2 separate regions of the Homo sapiens genome follow, and region 2 is linked to region 1. The links are chromatin loops, found by intact Hi-C in ENCODE. Cell type or tissue: mammary epithelial cell. All regions are shown on one strand.

Region 1 (8,000 bases):
TTAAGATATTTGAAATCTGGGTTTGTTTTGTTTTGATTTTGGTTTTGTTAGAGACAGGGTCTCATTCTGTCACGAAGGCTGGAGTGTAGTGGCACAATCACAGCTCACTGCAGCCTCGACTTCCTGGCTCAAGGGATGCTCCTCCCAAGTAGCTAGAATTATAGGCACGCACTACTGCACTTGGCTAATTTTTTTTTTTTTGGTAGAGGTGGGGTCTTGCTATGTTGCCCAGGCTGGTCTTGAACTCCTCACCTCAAGCGATATTTCTGCCTCGGCCTCCCAAAGTGCTGGAAGTGCAGGTATGAGCCACTATGCCCAGCTGAAACCTGGATTTTTTAATGTTAAATTTTCCCAATTAAAACAGTACATGTTAACAAAATCAGGTCTGGGGTCTACATTTGACCAACAGACCATCAGTTTGGGATTCTGACATAAGCTAATACTTCATCTGTCTTTCTTATAGTAACCACCCAGCAAAGGAACACACGTACTAAAGAAGGTGTTTTAGAAAAAGCTGGAGGATGGCCAGGTGCGGTGGCTCACACCAGTAATCCCAGCAATTTGGGAGCCCGAGGTGGGTGGATCATCTGAGGTCAGGAGTTCAAGACCAGCCTGGCCGCTTTTACCAAAAAATACAAATATTAGCTGGGTGTGGTGGTAGGCACCTGTAGTCCTAGCTACTCAAGAGGCTGAAGCATGAGAATCGCTTGAGCCTGGGAGAAGGAGATTGCAGTGAGCCAAGATCATCAGGCCACTGCACTCCAGCCTGGGCAACAGAGTGAGACTCTGTCTCAAAAAAAAAAAAAAAAAAAAGAAAGAGCTGGATGAGGCCAGGCGTGGTGGCTCACATCTGTAATCCCAGCACTTTGGGAGGACAAAGCAGGAGGATCATTTGAGGTCAGGAGTTCAAGACCAGCCTGGCCAACATGGTGAAACCCTGTCTCTACTAAAAATACAAAAAATTAGTCAGGCATGGTGGCGTGTGCCTGTAATCCCAGCTCCTCAGGAGGCTGAGGAGAATCACAAGAATCACTTGGGCCTGGGAAGTGGAGGTTGCAGTGAGCCAAGATCACGCCACTGCATTCCAGTTGGGGCGACAGAGGGAGATGATGAGACAAAGAAAAGGGAAGGGAAGGGAAGGGAAGGGAAGGGGAGGAGAAGGGAGGGAAGGGGAGGAGAAGGGAGGGGAGGGGAGGGGAAGGGAAGGGGAGGGAAGGGAAGGGAAGGAAAGGAAAAGAAAAGAAAAAGAGAAAGAAAGAAGGAAAGAAAAGAAAACAAAAGAGCTGGATGAGAAAGTTCTAAAGGTAGAGACTCGTGCCACATGCAAATGGCGACTTAACATCGGGTCAATTAGAGAAGGACTAGGCAATGATGAGTGTTCTGCTAGAGCGGCAAGAAATGCCCGTGGCTCCCTGCTGCAAGCTTCCTCATTTGAATCAGGCCTTGGCAGCCACCACACCCACCAGGGTAAGTCATATGAAGGCCCCATGGGAAATCCCAGAGCCTAGCTAGGCCCAGTGGCCCACAGGCAGGCACTCCAGCAGCTGCACACTAAACTGGTTCTGTAGTCACAATGACAAGCCAGGGCCTGCTCGTCACAGGGTCCTCAGAATCAGGGTTTTCCGGTACCCAGTCCACAACCTTCCCTGGGGCCACAGTTGCAGCTGCTGTTCCCTGTGATATTAGCTCAGCTCACCTGGCCTCTTGGCACGAGGGAAGTTCCCAAGAGCGCAGGGGTGAGGACCTGGTCGAGGGAGCAGTAAGCCCCCTCCTCTGGCACCTCTAGCCAAGCCAGCTTTCTAGGTAGTCATCCAATTCAGCCACACAAAGTGCTGACAGGAGGAACTGTCATCCTGGGGCTGCATAAAGGAAGATAGGCCAGACCCTGGAGGGCAGAGGGCTGCACCTGGCTGGGATGCCCAGACGGGCCCATGGGTGACAGACAGCACCTTATGCCCCAAGCTCAGTTTCTAGCAGTGTTTGCAGAGCCTGTGCTATTTTAGGTTTCTTTGTCATCATTGCAGGCAAACTGGACTGGAGGAGTCTGATTAGAAGAGAAAGAACCGGTTTAACAGAGCTAGGGTGATGGGGGTTGCTTCCCGGAGCTGGCACCATAGCACCAGGCAGAAGAGCGGGTGTCAATGCTTCCGAGGCTCAAGACTGGTTTAAGATTATGGCATTGGGTTTCAGAGCAACTTGTCAGAATAAAGGAGGCAAAGAGGAGGACTTTGAGCTTCAGGAGCCAGAGGCTATAATTTCTGTCTCAGGAATAATGATGACAACAATAATACCCTTATTATAAATGTGCTTTATAATATACAAGATACCTTCATAGACATTATCTCATTTGATCCTTACTGCAGCCCTATGAGGCAAGCAGATATTCTTCATCGCATCTTAAATATAAGGAATCTAAGTCTCACCCAGGTAAGTGACTTGCCCAAGGTCACAGTCTTAAGAAAGTGGCAATGGCAGGGCCTGCATCAATGTAGAAAGGGGTTTGGGGAACCTAGACCTGCATAGCTAGAGGTCTTTGCAGGAAGAAAGGAACTCAGAGAATGAATGGGGAGCCCTGGCCTTCTGCTGATGGCCCCAGGAAATATGGGGCTTCATGGCTCTGTGGCCTGAGAAGTGACCCCATACACAGCCTGCTAGTGGTCTGGGCATGCAGGGCCATCACAGCGGGCCCCCAGGCAGCTTCATCTCCTCTCTTGGCTGGCGGGTGGGAAGGGTTTTTCTGTTCCCCTAATGCCGCCCCCTGAGTCAGCTCTCTGGCATTGCCCTGGCATGTCCTGGGCCCCACGCCCAGGCAGTGAGGAGGTGCTGGCAGATTGCCCAGGGAATGCTGCTGTCTTAACTTAAGCCAAATCCTAATTACGACCCCCTTCCCGGAGGCAACCCAATAATAGCTGCATTGGGGGCTGTAACTTGTAGGCACAGGGTGAGTCTCCCCTGCCCCTTGGGCTTTCTGGCACAGGTGTCACTGGGCACCCACCTTTACCTGACGGCTGCAGCCCTGGAGGGAATGCAGGGAACAAATCCATTTTATAGACTTTGGCTGAGCCAGGCTCCCACCCCAGGGCCCTGCTTGGGTTTCTGGTCACATCCAAATAGCTACGGAGGGAGTTGCTTTTGGACAGAATGGAGGAAAACAGAGCCAAGACTCCAGCCTGAAGCCGCCTCAGCTGTTTCTGGGGCTCTGACTCAGAAGCTGCTTCTCAGGAATGTGGAGCACTGGGGCCTCTGAGACCCTTGTCCAGGCACAGCGGAATGAACAACTGGGTGGAGGGGATGTTTCACTCTTCTCTGTCTTTTCTGAAAACACCCGCACACAGAAACTCACCACTGGGCAGGCTGAGAGCTCCTCCAGGAAGGAAGCCTTCCCGGACTCCCTCAGACCCCAGGGATCTATCCCTGGAAATGGCCACGGGCAGCCACAACTTGCACTTAGAAAAATGCGGCACTGCACGGGAGTCTGTCTCTATCCCTCTGTATCTTATCTCCCCAACTCTGTTGTGACTTCCTTGACCTCATGCTTCTGAGTGAAAAAGAGTGCCCTGAATATCACATTCATTTGACAAACATGTTGACTGACAGATAATCTGAGAAAAAGGAAGAAATAAATAAACAAAAAGAGGCAAAGATAAATCAGTGAGAAAGTAAGCAGGCAGATCACAACCCAAAGTCTGGGGAATCTGCTTCACTTCCCAAGCAAAGCTCCCAGGCCACCTGGAGAAGGAAGAGCAGGAAGGCTGTGTCGAGGTGGCCTGGTACTTCCTTGTCCCCAGCACCCACTCCAGCCCCAGATGCCCTCAGATCTACCAGAAGACACTGGAGATCCTTATACCTCCTGAAAGGAGGGGTTCTGCAGTGATTCTCCAAATGTGGATGATTTTCTTTTCTCTGCTTCTGGCCTTACTTCCTTGCCCTAAAGCAAGTAGGTGTCTCATGGGATAATTCACAGTGAAATGAGACATAGAGAGAACTAACCCTGGAGGAGAAATCATGTCAGCAGTTTATCACACAATGCATTGATTTTAGATTTGTCTGTGTACCTCATTAGATCATAAGAGCTGGGAGAGTAGAGAAGGGAGGTCTTGTTCACCAAACTAGTCCCAGAGTATAGCACCCTGCCTAGTACACAGAAGGTGCTCAGTTGGGTGCCCCATATACATTTGTTGATTTGGCTCATTGAGGGGCACCTGGAACCTGCCAGAACACTCCTGTTATCTAGCTGGCATCAGCAACTTTTATTCTGGAGCTCATTCCATGTCTGAGATCTAGTGATCTACTGGAAGAAACCATAGCTGGAGGCACCAATAATGGACTGTGGGGCCTTGGGTTCTAAGACAGACTTGGTGCTGGAAATGACCCCTGGGGTGGAGTGGGCTGAGTAATCTGGTAGCTCTCCGGCTCTCTAAAACTGGGTCTAAGGCGGCCTCTAGTGGACAAGCAGAATCACTGCCCGTTTGGGGTGGAGACCTAGCCTCCTCACTTCTGTGGCCCGCACCATCTCCAGGTTCTCCATCCTTGGGCCCAGAGTGGAAAGCATTCAAGATGGCACCACCACCAATATAAGCGGCCCATATCAGAACAGGATCCATCCAACGGACAGACCCGTTAAAAAGCACTCACTGTGTATAGCACACAGTGCTTGGCCACAAGATATGAGGAGAAGGAGATATAAGGAGGAGAAGACTAGGGCTCTGCTTTTAAGGGACCTATGATCTAAATGAGAAGTTAAAACCAAAATTTTAAGAAAGCAAACAGCAAGCCCATAATTAGGTGCCAACCATTTCAAGGGGTGAGTTCAGAGAATCAGCGCAATCTCATCTGTAAAATGAGAATACCAAAACTTACCCTTAGGGTTGTTATGATGATTAAAATGAGATAGTAGGGAGAAAATATGGCATTATTGTTGTTGTTGTTCAAGCAATCTATGTTCAACATAAGAAATTTATTATTTGTGGCCGGGCGCAGTGGCTCACGCCTGTAATCCCAGCACTTTGGGAGGCCGAGGTGGGGCGATCAAGAGGTCAGGAGATAGAGACCATTCTGGCTAACACAGTGAAACCCCATCTCTACTAAAAATACAAAAAAATTAGCCGGGCGTGGTGGTGGGCGCCTGCAGTCCCAGCTACTCAGGAGGCTGAGGCAGGAAAATGGCATGAACCCGGGAGGCAGAGCTTGCAGTGAGCCGAGATCACGCCGCTGCACTCCAGCCTGGGCGACAGAGTGAGACTCCGTCTCAAAAAAAAAAAAAAGAAGAAATTTATTATTTGTGTTTGTTTGTTTGTGTTTGTTGTTGTTGTTTTTTGGGACGGAGTCTGGCTCTGTTGCCCAGGCTGGAGTGCATTGTTGCAATCTCGGCTCACTGCAACCTCCGCCTCTCGGGTTCAAGTGATTCTCCTGCCTCAGCCTCCTAAGTAACTGGGATTACAGGCATGCGCTACCATGCCCGGCTAATTTTTGTATTTTTAGTAGAGATGAGGTTTCACCATGTTGGCCAGGATGGTCTCGATCTCTTGGCCTCGTGATCCTTCCACCTTGGCCTCCCAAAGTGCTGGGATTATAGGCGTAAGCCACTGTGCCCAGCTGCTAATTTTCGTATCTTTAGTAGAGATGGGGTTTCACCATGTTGGCAAGGCTGCTCTCAAACTCCTGACCTCAAGTGCTGGGACCTCAAGTGCCTCCCAAAGTGGCTTCCTGAGGGCAGGGACATCACCTCTTTTGTTCACTCCTTTTTTTTTTTGAGACAGAGTATTGCTTTGTCACCCAGGCTGGAGTGCACTGGCGTGATCTCTGCTCACTGCAACCTCCACCTCCTGGGTTCAATCAATTCTCCTGTCTCAGTCAAATAGCTAAGACTGCAGGCGCACGCCACCATACCCGGCTAATTTTTGTATTTTTAATAGAGACGGGGTTTCACCATATTGGTCAGGGTGGTCTCGAACTCCTGACCTCAGGTGATCCACCTGCCTCAGCCTCCTAAAGTGCTGGAATTACAGGCGTGAGCCACCGCGACCAGCCTTGTTCACTACTATATCCCCAGCACTGAGACAATGTCCCATTAATATTTCTTTTTTTTTTTTTAAGACGGAGTTTTGCTCTTCTTGCCCAAGCTGGAATGCAATGGCGCAATCTCGACTCACTGCAACCTCCGCCTCCCGCGTTCAAGCAATTCTCCTGCCTCAGCCTCCTGAGTAACTGGGATTACAGGCATGCACTACCATGCCCGGCTAATTTTGTATTTTTAGTAGACATAGGTTTTCTCCGTGTTGGTCAGGCTGGTCTTGAACTCCCGACCTCAGGTGATCCACCCACCTCGGCCTCTCAAAGTGCTGGGATTACAGGTGTGAGCCACTGCACTTGGCCAATATTTCTTAAAAAGGAAGAAAAAGAGATAGGGAAGGAAGGAAGGGAGGGAAGGAAGGGAAGAAAGGGAAAGAAAGGAAGGAAAGGAAGGAAAGGAGGGAGGGAGGGAGGAAATAAAAAAAAGGTAGAGAAAGAAAGAGAAAAAGAAAGAGGAAAATGAATAAAATGGGTCAGCAAAGTTAGAAGGAGGGCTACTGCAGAAACTCGGGAGGCTGAGGAAGGCCTAGTCCAGGATGGTGGGAGGGAAATAAAAAAGAAGAGATGGATACAAGGACATGTAAAGGGAAAAATATATAGGTGTCAGTTCCTAATGATATACAGGATGATAATGATAACAAGTACCATTTATTTAGCATCAGGCATCGAACCATTCACCTACAAATACTATCATTAAATTATTATAACAACCCTACAGTGAAAGTTACAACATCTTTATTTTACCAATGAGGAACATGAAGCTCAGGGAGCTTAGTTACCTTGCCCAGGTCGCACAAGTATTAATAGTAAGCAGCAGTCCCAGAATTCAAACCCAGCTCTGCCCTCTAAGCGAGATAAGGGATGAGTCAAGATTGACTCCAAGATTCTGAACCTAGGTCATCAGCAACTAGTCACGTCACTGTCAGAGCCAAGGGAACCTGAGAAGAAAACTGGTCAAGGTTGGCAAGGGGTATAGTTACAATGGCTAATATTTATTGAGCCCTGACTATTCCAGGCACTGTTTTGCCCTTCACTTATACTGATAATTTATTCCTCATAAAATCCTATCAATAGATAGGAGGAATAAGTTCAAGAGATCTATCAGGAGATACAGCACAGTGATTGGCTGGGTGCAGTGGCCTGTAATCCCAGCACTTTGGGAGGCTGGGGTGGGTGGATCACTTGAGGTCAGGAGTTTGAGACCAGCCTGGCCAACATGGCAAAACTCTGTCTCCACTAAAATTACAATAAATAAATAAATAAATAAATAAATAAATAAATAAATAAATAAAAATTAGCTGAGTCTGGTGGCACGTACCTGTAATACCAACTTAAGCATGGGAGGCAGAGGTTGCAGTGAGCCAGGATCATGCTGCTGCACCCCAGCCTGGGCGACAGAGCGAGACCTTGTCTCAAAAAAAAATAAGTTAGCATGGTGACTATAGTTAATAACAATGTACTGTATTCTTGAAAATAACTAAGAAAGTCGATTCTAAAGTGTTCTCAATACAAAAAACAGTATGTGAGGTATGCATATGTTAATCAGCTGCATTTAGCCATTCCATAATGTATACATATTTCAAAACAACATGTTGTATATGATAAATATATACATTTTTTTGCCAGTGAAAATAAATTAGATGCTAATTAAAAAAAAAAGTCTATGAAGTGAGTACTACTATTCCTATTTTGCCAGTAAGAAAACTGAGGCGCAGACAAGTCATAAAACACAGGCCAGGCACAGTGGTTCATGCCTGTAATCCCAGCACTTTGGGAGGCCAAGGCGGACAGATCACTGAGGTCAGGAGTTTGAGACCAGCCTGGGCAACATGGTGAAACCCCGTCTCTACAAAAAATACAAAAAGAAAATAGCTGGGTATGGTGGCACACACCTGTAGAACCAGTTACTCAGGAGGCCGAGGTAGGTG
Region 2 (8,000 bases), 150 kb before region 1:
AGCCTTCAAAGGTAGCAATGCTAGAAGGCTGATATATGGCAAACAGTTATTATCCAAAGATAAAGCAATCATGGCTACACCAGGCAAAAACATTAAAACAGTTTTGTAAATAGCATATATTCTGACCTCAGTAGAGGTAATTACTAAAAACTGAATGGCATGTAATTAATTGATGCCTCTTTGTAAGAGTAGGAGTAGGTAAGGAAAGATAAATGGATAATTAAAAATATATTCAAGGGCATTTATTTAAATGCTATTTTTGAATACTTAAGTGATAAACACTAAATGTGATTTTGTTATTCTAAGCTGCATTCATACTTGAAGCAATAGTATCCATGATTGCTCAATACACTCTGGCTAGAATTAGATTAGGGACAACGAACGGCACTGTTTTTAAGGTACAACACATAAAACATGACTATATAGAATGAATGCCATTTTTTCTTGGGGAATTGATTTTTGGCAGTGCTGTCCAAATAATTTTCTTTTATGATGGAAATATTCTATTTAATCTGTGCCGCCCAATACAGTACCCATTAGCCACCTGTGAGTATTGACCACTTGGAATGTTCCCAGCATAGGCCAGGTGCAATAGCTCATGCCTGTAATCCCAGCACTTTGGAAGGTCAAGGCGGGTGGAACACCTGATATCAGGAATTCGAGACCACCCTGGCCAACATGGCGAAACCCCGTCTCTACTAAAAATACAAAAATTAGCCAGGGGTGTGGCAGGCACCTGTAATCCCAGCTACTTGGGAGGCTGAGGCAGGAAAATTGCTTGAACCTGGGAGGAGGAGGTTGCAGTGAACTGAGATCGCACCACTGCACTCCAGCCTAGGCGACAGAGCGAGACTCCGTCTCAAAAAAAAAAAAAAAAGAAAAGAAAAGAAAAAGAAACAAAGAAATGTGGCCAGTATAACTGAAGAACTGAATTTTTACCTTTATTTCATTTTAATTGCCACCTACGGCTAGTGGCTACCATATCAGGCAGCACAGATCCATGAGACCCTCACTGTATCCTAAAACTGGTCTTGTTGCTCCAGACTCTTCCAATTCATTCTTCACACAGCTACTATAACCTTCATTTATTCCTTTCCTATGTGGTCTTTTAGAAAAAAGGAGCCAGGCCTGGAAAGGAGAAGCTGCCCAGTAGAGAAGAATCAGACAGCCCAAACAAAGAGAAGAGCACAGGCAAAGAAGGTTCAGTCAGATATGCGAGTACAAGGAGGCCAGGACTAGAAAGACACGCTGGTGTGGCTTCAGCAGAGGAAATGAGGCTAGAAAGGAAAGTTCAGTTAGTTCAGGACTTTGTATGCTAAGTGAAGGCAGAGAGGATTATGTTACCTTGACCTGCCCATTTATTCAAAGATTGTCATCCTCTGTTCTAGATCTTTACAATTTAGTGTTCTATCACCAAAATAACAAGTCGAGAACTTCCAAAGAACCACTTTGTAAAGATCTACAGAAGCAGAAAGGTATGTCCTATTTGAGAACAACTGGCAAAGCCTGTCTAGGAGAACCAAAGACAAATCTTTAATTTTTAAGCCATTAACCCATTGATGACAGAAAATGCATTTTCCTGTACTCTCCTGTCACCATCAAAACAGAAAATTTCCATAGCACCCATCTTTTCCAAATAAAAATAGAGTAGAACAGTCAGCCGTGGTGGCTTACGCCTGTAATCCCAGGCGTAAGTGGGTAGATCACAAGGTCAGGAGGTGGGTAGATCACAAGGTCAGGAGATGGAGACCATCGTGGCTAACACGGTGAAACCCCGTCTCGACTAAAAATACAAAAAATTAGCCGGGCGTGGTGGCGGGCGCCTGTAGTCCCAGCTACTCGGGAGGCTGAGGCAGGAGAATGGCGCGAACCCGGGAGGCAGAGCTTGCAGTGAGCCAAGATCGGGCCACTGCACTCCAGCCTGGGTGACAGAGCGAGACTCCATCTCAAAAGAAAAAAAAAAAAGAAAAAGAAAAAAAGTAGAACAAACAAGAAAGGGATTAATTCACAAAATGTCTTTTGTTAACTAACAGGAATCTTCATAGCTGGTGGGAAAATGTTATTCTTCGAGGTCAACTTAGTATGGAGAAATATGATTCCCAATGTAGACTACAACTTTGCAAACAGGTCAGTAAGAATCAACAAATGCTTCTTTTTTACTTTTTTTTTTTTAAGATGGGGTCTTGCTATATTGCCCAGGCTGGACTCAAACTGCTGGGGTCAAGGAATCCTCCCACCTCAGCCTCCCAAGTAGCTGGGAATACGGGTGCATGCCACCACATCTGTCTGATGCCTCATTTTTTTTATGCCTTAAAATAGATCTTATTCCTTCTGAAAAAAGTCCTATGGATTAAAGGGTTAAAAAAAAACAGAGTGGCTGGGCACGGTGGCTCACGCCTGTAATCCAGCACTTTGGGAGGCCAAGGCGGGTGGATCACCTGAGATCAGAAGTTTGAGACCAGACTGGCCAACATGGTGAAACCCTGTCTCTACTAAATATATAAAAATTGGCCGGGCGTGATGGTGGGCGCCTGTAATCCCAGCTACTCGGGAGGGTGAGACAGGAGAATCACTTGAACCTGGGAGGCAGAGGTTGCAGTGAGCCGAGATCGTGCCATGGCACTCCAGCCTGGGCGACAAAAGCAAAACTCCGTCTAAAAAAAACAAAAAACAAAAACAAAAACAGAGAAAAGAACAAACAGATCTTAGTTATAGTCTAATTAGCTTTCTCTGGGTCAGTATTTAAAAACAACCCTTTTGGAGTAATCTAACTTTATAATAAATATAGTCATGTCTCTTGGTATCTATGGAGAATTGGTTCCATGACCCCCTTCAAATACCAAAACCCACAGATGCTTGTCTCTTATATAAAACAGCATAGTATTTGAATATAACTTACACACATCCTCCCACATACTTTAAATTATCTCTGGATTATTTATAATACCTAATATAATATAAATGCTATGTACATAGTTGTTATACTGTATTGTTTAGGGAATAAAGACAAGGAAAAAATCTGTACATGTTCAACACAGATGCAACTATCCTTGTTTTCTGAATATTTTCAATCCGCAGTTGGCTAAATGCAGAAGTGTGGAACCCACAGATACAGAGAGCCAACTGTACGTGTTATCCCTTCCTAACTTTATTCCATTGCCGAGAGAAACTCAGACTTGTTATTTCTATTCACTGACAAAATTATTTCTCTTTTATTTTCTTCTTCAGAGAATAGCTTTTAACTCTTGGGGCTAGATTCCATTCAATTCAATAAACAAGCAGTAAGTGCCAACTATGTGTCCACTAGGTGGTGGGAAGAGAATGAGATAAGAAATAAAACATCTTTAGATATAAACTGAAATAATGGTAGTGAATGAATAAGAGGCCTGGGGGCATTTTTAGGGGGCTTGGCAGGGAGCTCTGTTTCTTTTGAAGAGCTCTTACTTTGTTCAGTAGTTAATTTAAATATCCTTTGTTCAATATGTGACTTTAGTTCAAAATTCTATGTGAGAGGCCTTTTGTCTTCTGCTGTTGTTATTATTACTCCTTTCATCACAATCTACTCGATTTGGTTTGGTAATGTAGAGAGATTTGGTTTCTTTCCAGCAAAAAAAAAAAAAGAAAGAAAAAAAAGGTTGGCTGGTTCAAGTCACTACCTAGACTAAAAAATATGTTAATGTAGATGTCTCCCTTAGCTAGACTAAGTACAAGAAAACAGAAAGACAAAACAAAGCTGAGAAGACTTGTGTTACTTATTTGTACAATGTAAGTCGTAACTAAAGAACATTACATTAAAAATGTGGTAGGAAGATGTTCTTAATGTATTTAGACAATAGGTTGTGACCAACTGATTGTGACCAGACTTAAGAATGTGTACCCATTTGCCTGTACTTACTGTGGCTCAAATCAATGTCATGGCATAACAGTTAGCCTGATCAATCCATTATACTGAACAACCATTCTGATTGCAGCTGTGCCCAGTACCAGGCCTCAGTCATACAAGGATAATAATAATGTAAGTGACCCATCATCAGCAATGCTTTTGATTGTTTTTCTGGGGTGGTGATGAACTTGTGATCCATCCACCCCTCACTGATATCCTTTGTACATCATTCACAGATGGCCAGCCAGAGTTCAGTGTTTAAGAGGCCACATCCAGAAAAACTAAAACTCTCTAATCTACTCTGATTTCCAACTTATTCATTTAATCAAGCACTTAATGAGTACTTCCCATGTGGGAGGCACTGTGTCTGTCACTGTGTGATGGGGATACAAAAGTGAGACTCAGTCCTTGTTGTTCGTTGACAAATGCTTAAACAAATAAGGCAATGCAGTGTAATGCATGCTCTAGTAGAGTTACAACCAAGTTTCTGCTCTGCGTAGGTGAGGTACAGGAAGTTTCACAGAGGAAGAGAAACTCTAGGAAGGCAGAATAAGAGTTCTCCAGAAGTAATGGAATTCAAGGTAAAAAGGAGGGCTTTCTAGTTAATAGGGCAAGATATGGGAAAGCATGGCCAGCTCAGGAAACATAGCTGGAAAATGGGGTACTGGGTAGAGAGGAGATGTGGAGAGGACAGGAAATTGGAAAAGCAGAAAGGGGCCACATCATGGAGGGCCTTGTATGCAATGCAATAGACTTATCCTCTAAGCAATGGGGAATTATTTAATTATTCTAAGTAAAAGACATTGTTAGGTCTGCATTTCAAACAGAAAAATTCAGCAGCAAGAATGGATCAGAGCGAAGAAAACTCGGAAGACAAGTTCATTTGTGAATTCATTTATTCAATCAACAAATATTACTTACATAACATGCAATGTACCAAGCATTACAGACAGTGATGAAGAAAACACACATGGCCCCAGATCTCATGGAGCTTACAGTCTTAGTGAAAGATAAACTACAGATTAACTGTAGCAGAAGCAGCAGCAGTGTGAATGGAGATGAGAGGGCAGGTGTAAAAAAGGCAGCCACATGACACTCCATGTGGAGGGTGAGACAGAAATCTAGGATGGCTCCCAGCCCCTGGCTCAAGTGACTGGGTCAATTGGTAACATAGGAAGAAAACCAGCTCTGAGAGGGAAAGTAATTAGCACTGGGATATTCAGAGGGAGTTGTCCAATAAGCAACTGAAAAGATGGTTCCTCAGTTCACTTACCGGGACTAGAAAAATTGATTCACAAGTAACAGGCAACTCAGACGTTCTAAAAGCCATGGATAATGAATGAAATCACGACCCAACACCACCAACAGATAAGTAGCTGGTGGAAGAACAAGCTGGTGAAAAAAGCTGGAAAGAAAATATCAGAGATAGGGGCAGGGGGATCAATAGAACTCTGTCATAAAAGCCAGAAGAATTTCAGGAACAGTCAATAGTGTCAACTGCCACAGAGAGGTTAATGGTGTCGTTAAGACAGTCACAGAGTTGTGCAACCATGACAATTGATTTGTGAACATTTTCATCACTCCAGAAAGAGACCTAGTAACTATTAGCAGTCAACACCACCCCCATTTAGCCCTAACCCTTCCTCACCACCACCTAATCTTAGGTAAACACTAATCTACTTTCTCTCTACAGATTTACTTATTCTAAATATCTGATATAAATAGAATCACATAAGATGTGCTCTTTAGTGACTAGCTTCTTTCATCTGTGCTATGTATCAGTACTTCATTTCTTTTTATTGCCAAATCATATTTCATTGTATGGTTACATCACATTTTGTCCATTCATCAGTTGATGGGCACCTGAGTTGTTTTCATTTTTGGGCTATTATGAATAATGCTGCTATAAACATTAGTGTACAAGGTTTTGTATGAACATGTTTTCATTTCTCTTGGTTATAAACCTAGGTATTCAATTGCTGGGTCATATGGTATCTCTATGTTTAACCATTTGAGGAAATGCCAGACTATTTTCCAAAGAGGCTAAACCATTTAACATTCGCAGCAGCTACATGAGAGGGTTCCAACTTCTCAATATCCCTGGCAACACTTGTTATTATCTTTTTAATTACAGCCCTCCTACTGAAGCGGTATCTCATTGTGGTTTTGACCTGATGGCTAATGATGCTGAGCATCTTTTTATGGGTGTATTGACCATTTATATATCTACTTTTGAGAAATGTCTATTCAGATACCTTGCCAATATATATATATATATATATATTTTTTTTTTTGAGACCGAGACTTACTTTGTTACCCAGGCCGGAGTACAGTGGTGCAATCTGGGCTCACTGCAACCTCCGCCTCCCGGGTTCAAGCGATTCTCCTGCTTCAGCCTCCCAAGTAGCTGGGACTACAGGCATGAGCCACCATGCCTGGCTAATTTTTGTATTTTTTTGGTAGAGACAGGGTTTCATCATGTTGGCCAGGCTGGTCTCAAACTCCTGACCTCAGGTAATCTGCCTGCTTCGGCCTCCCAAAGTGCTGGGATTATAGGCATGAGCCACTGTGCCTGGCCCCTTGCCAATATTTTGAGTTATTTATCTTTTGCAAATATTTTTCCCAGTCTGTGGGTTGTCTTTCCCTTTCTTGATAGTGTCCTTTGCAGCACAAGCTTTTAATTTTGATAAAGGCCAATTTAAGACTAAAATATAGCTTGTCTTTTCCTTTTTCTTTTTTTTTTTTTTTTTTTTATTCTGAAACAGAGTCTCTGTTGCCCAGACTAGAGTGCAGTGGCATGATCACAGCTCACCACAGCCTCTACCTCTTCAGGCTCAGGTGATCCTCCCACCTCAGCCCCCTGAGTAGCTGGAAGTACAGGTGTATACAACCACACCCGGCTTTTTTTTTTTTTTTTTTTTTTTTTTTTGAGATGGAGTTTTGCTCTTGTTGCCCAGGTTGGAGTGCAATGGCGTGATCTTGGTTCACTGCAACCTCTGCCTCCCAGGTTCAAGTGATTCTCCTGCCTCAGCCTCCCAAGTAGCTGGGATTACAGGCACGCACCACCACGCCTGGCTAATTTTGTATTTTTAGCAGAGACTGGGTTTCTCCACGTTGGTCAGGCTGGTCTGGAACTCCTGACCACAGGTGATCCGCCCGCCTCGGCCTCCCAAAGTGCTGGGATTACAGGCATGAGCCACCGTGCCGGGCCACACTCGGCTAATTTTTAGTATTTTTTGTAGAGACAGGGTTTCACCATGGTGACCAGGCTGATCTCGAACTTCTGGGCTCAAGTAATCTGCCTGCGGGGCCTCCCAAAGTGCTGGGATTGCAGCCCAGCTTGTCTTCTTTTGTTGTTTGTGATTTTGGTTGCTTGTGCTTTTTTCCTGTTGTTTTGTTTTGTCTTTTGCTACTTGTGCTTTTGGTGTAACACTTAAGAAGGCTTCATCTAACCTGAGATCATGAAGATTTACTCCCATGTTTTATTCTAAGAATTTTATAGTTTTAGCTCTTATAGTTAGGTCTGTGATCCATTTGGAGTCAATTTTTGTGTATGGTATAAGAAAAGGTCGTCATTTTTTTTAAACTGGAGAAAACCAAGCATACTGATAGGCTACAGGACAAGAGGCAGGAAATAGATTTCTTCTGAAGTCAGATCCCTGAAGAGACAGGGTAAGAATCTGGAGAGAGATACAGAGACTAACCTTTACCAGGAGGAAAGCCACTCTTACCCTAGACAAGGGGGGTGGTGGGGGAAGCAAGTGGAGATGGTGACCTAACTGTAACTGTGGGGTAATGGGCTATATCTTCTTAGGAATTTACAAGGCACATTAGCATAATTGAGGATCTATGATAACCTTCAGTCAGGAAATGTGTTCAGTTTTGTTTAATCCATCATTTTCCAAATTCATGTGACCAAGAATTCCTTATTTCTTAGCACCTATTAATATATGACAGAATTAGGATTTCTAGGACATATGTAGGAAACAGTGATCTAGGCCAAGAGCTGCAAATTAGTGGATTTTGTGTAGAATTTGGGGCAAGGATGGTTTTTGTTTGGTCCACATAGTATTTTTAACCCATTTGTGCCAGAGGTTGCAATTTTTTTGTGTGAAAA

What was found. Peaks named below come from ENCODE experiments on the same cell type or tissue, not always from the same donor. Only the 100,000 strongest peaks of a DNase experiment are listed, where the experiment ranks them.
Region 2: a loop joins it to region 1, with 12 times the contacts of the local background. A loop is called at or near these places in 13 of 110 quality-filtered maps.

The regions. Positions count from the first base shown.
Region 1 is chr10:73,882,694-73,890,693 of GRCh38, reverse strand. It overlaps LOC124902454 (a long non-coding RNA gene), which reads left to right and starts at 1,231. Exons shown (of 2, transcript XR_007062196.1): 1 at 1,231-1,467; 2 at 2,025-2,232. RefSeq lists enhancers at 1,786-1,865, 1,322-2,280, 2,427-3,145, 2,309-3,508, 4,440-4,549. In mammary epithelial cell, a CTCF peak has its summit at 4,444 (motif pointing left); DNase peaks (open chromatin) are centred at 1,533, 2,003, 2,793, 3,143 and 2 weaker places; H3K27ac peaks cover 4,183 bases.
Region 2 is chr10:74,030,877-74,038,876 of GRCh38, reverse strand. All of the region lies in intron 1 of VCL (vinculin), which reads right to left. It overlaps LOC124902455 (a long non-coding RNA gene), which reads right to left. Exons shown (of 2, transcript XR_007062197.1): 2 at 4,762-8,000. Among named protein-coding and RNA genes, the nearest start is that of VCL, 37 kb to the right of the region's middle. RefSeq lists an enhancer at 4,051-4,180. In mammary epithelial cell, a CTCF peak has its summit at 3,290 (motif pointing right); a DNase peak (open chromatin) is centred at 5,766.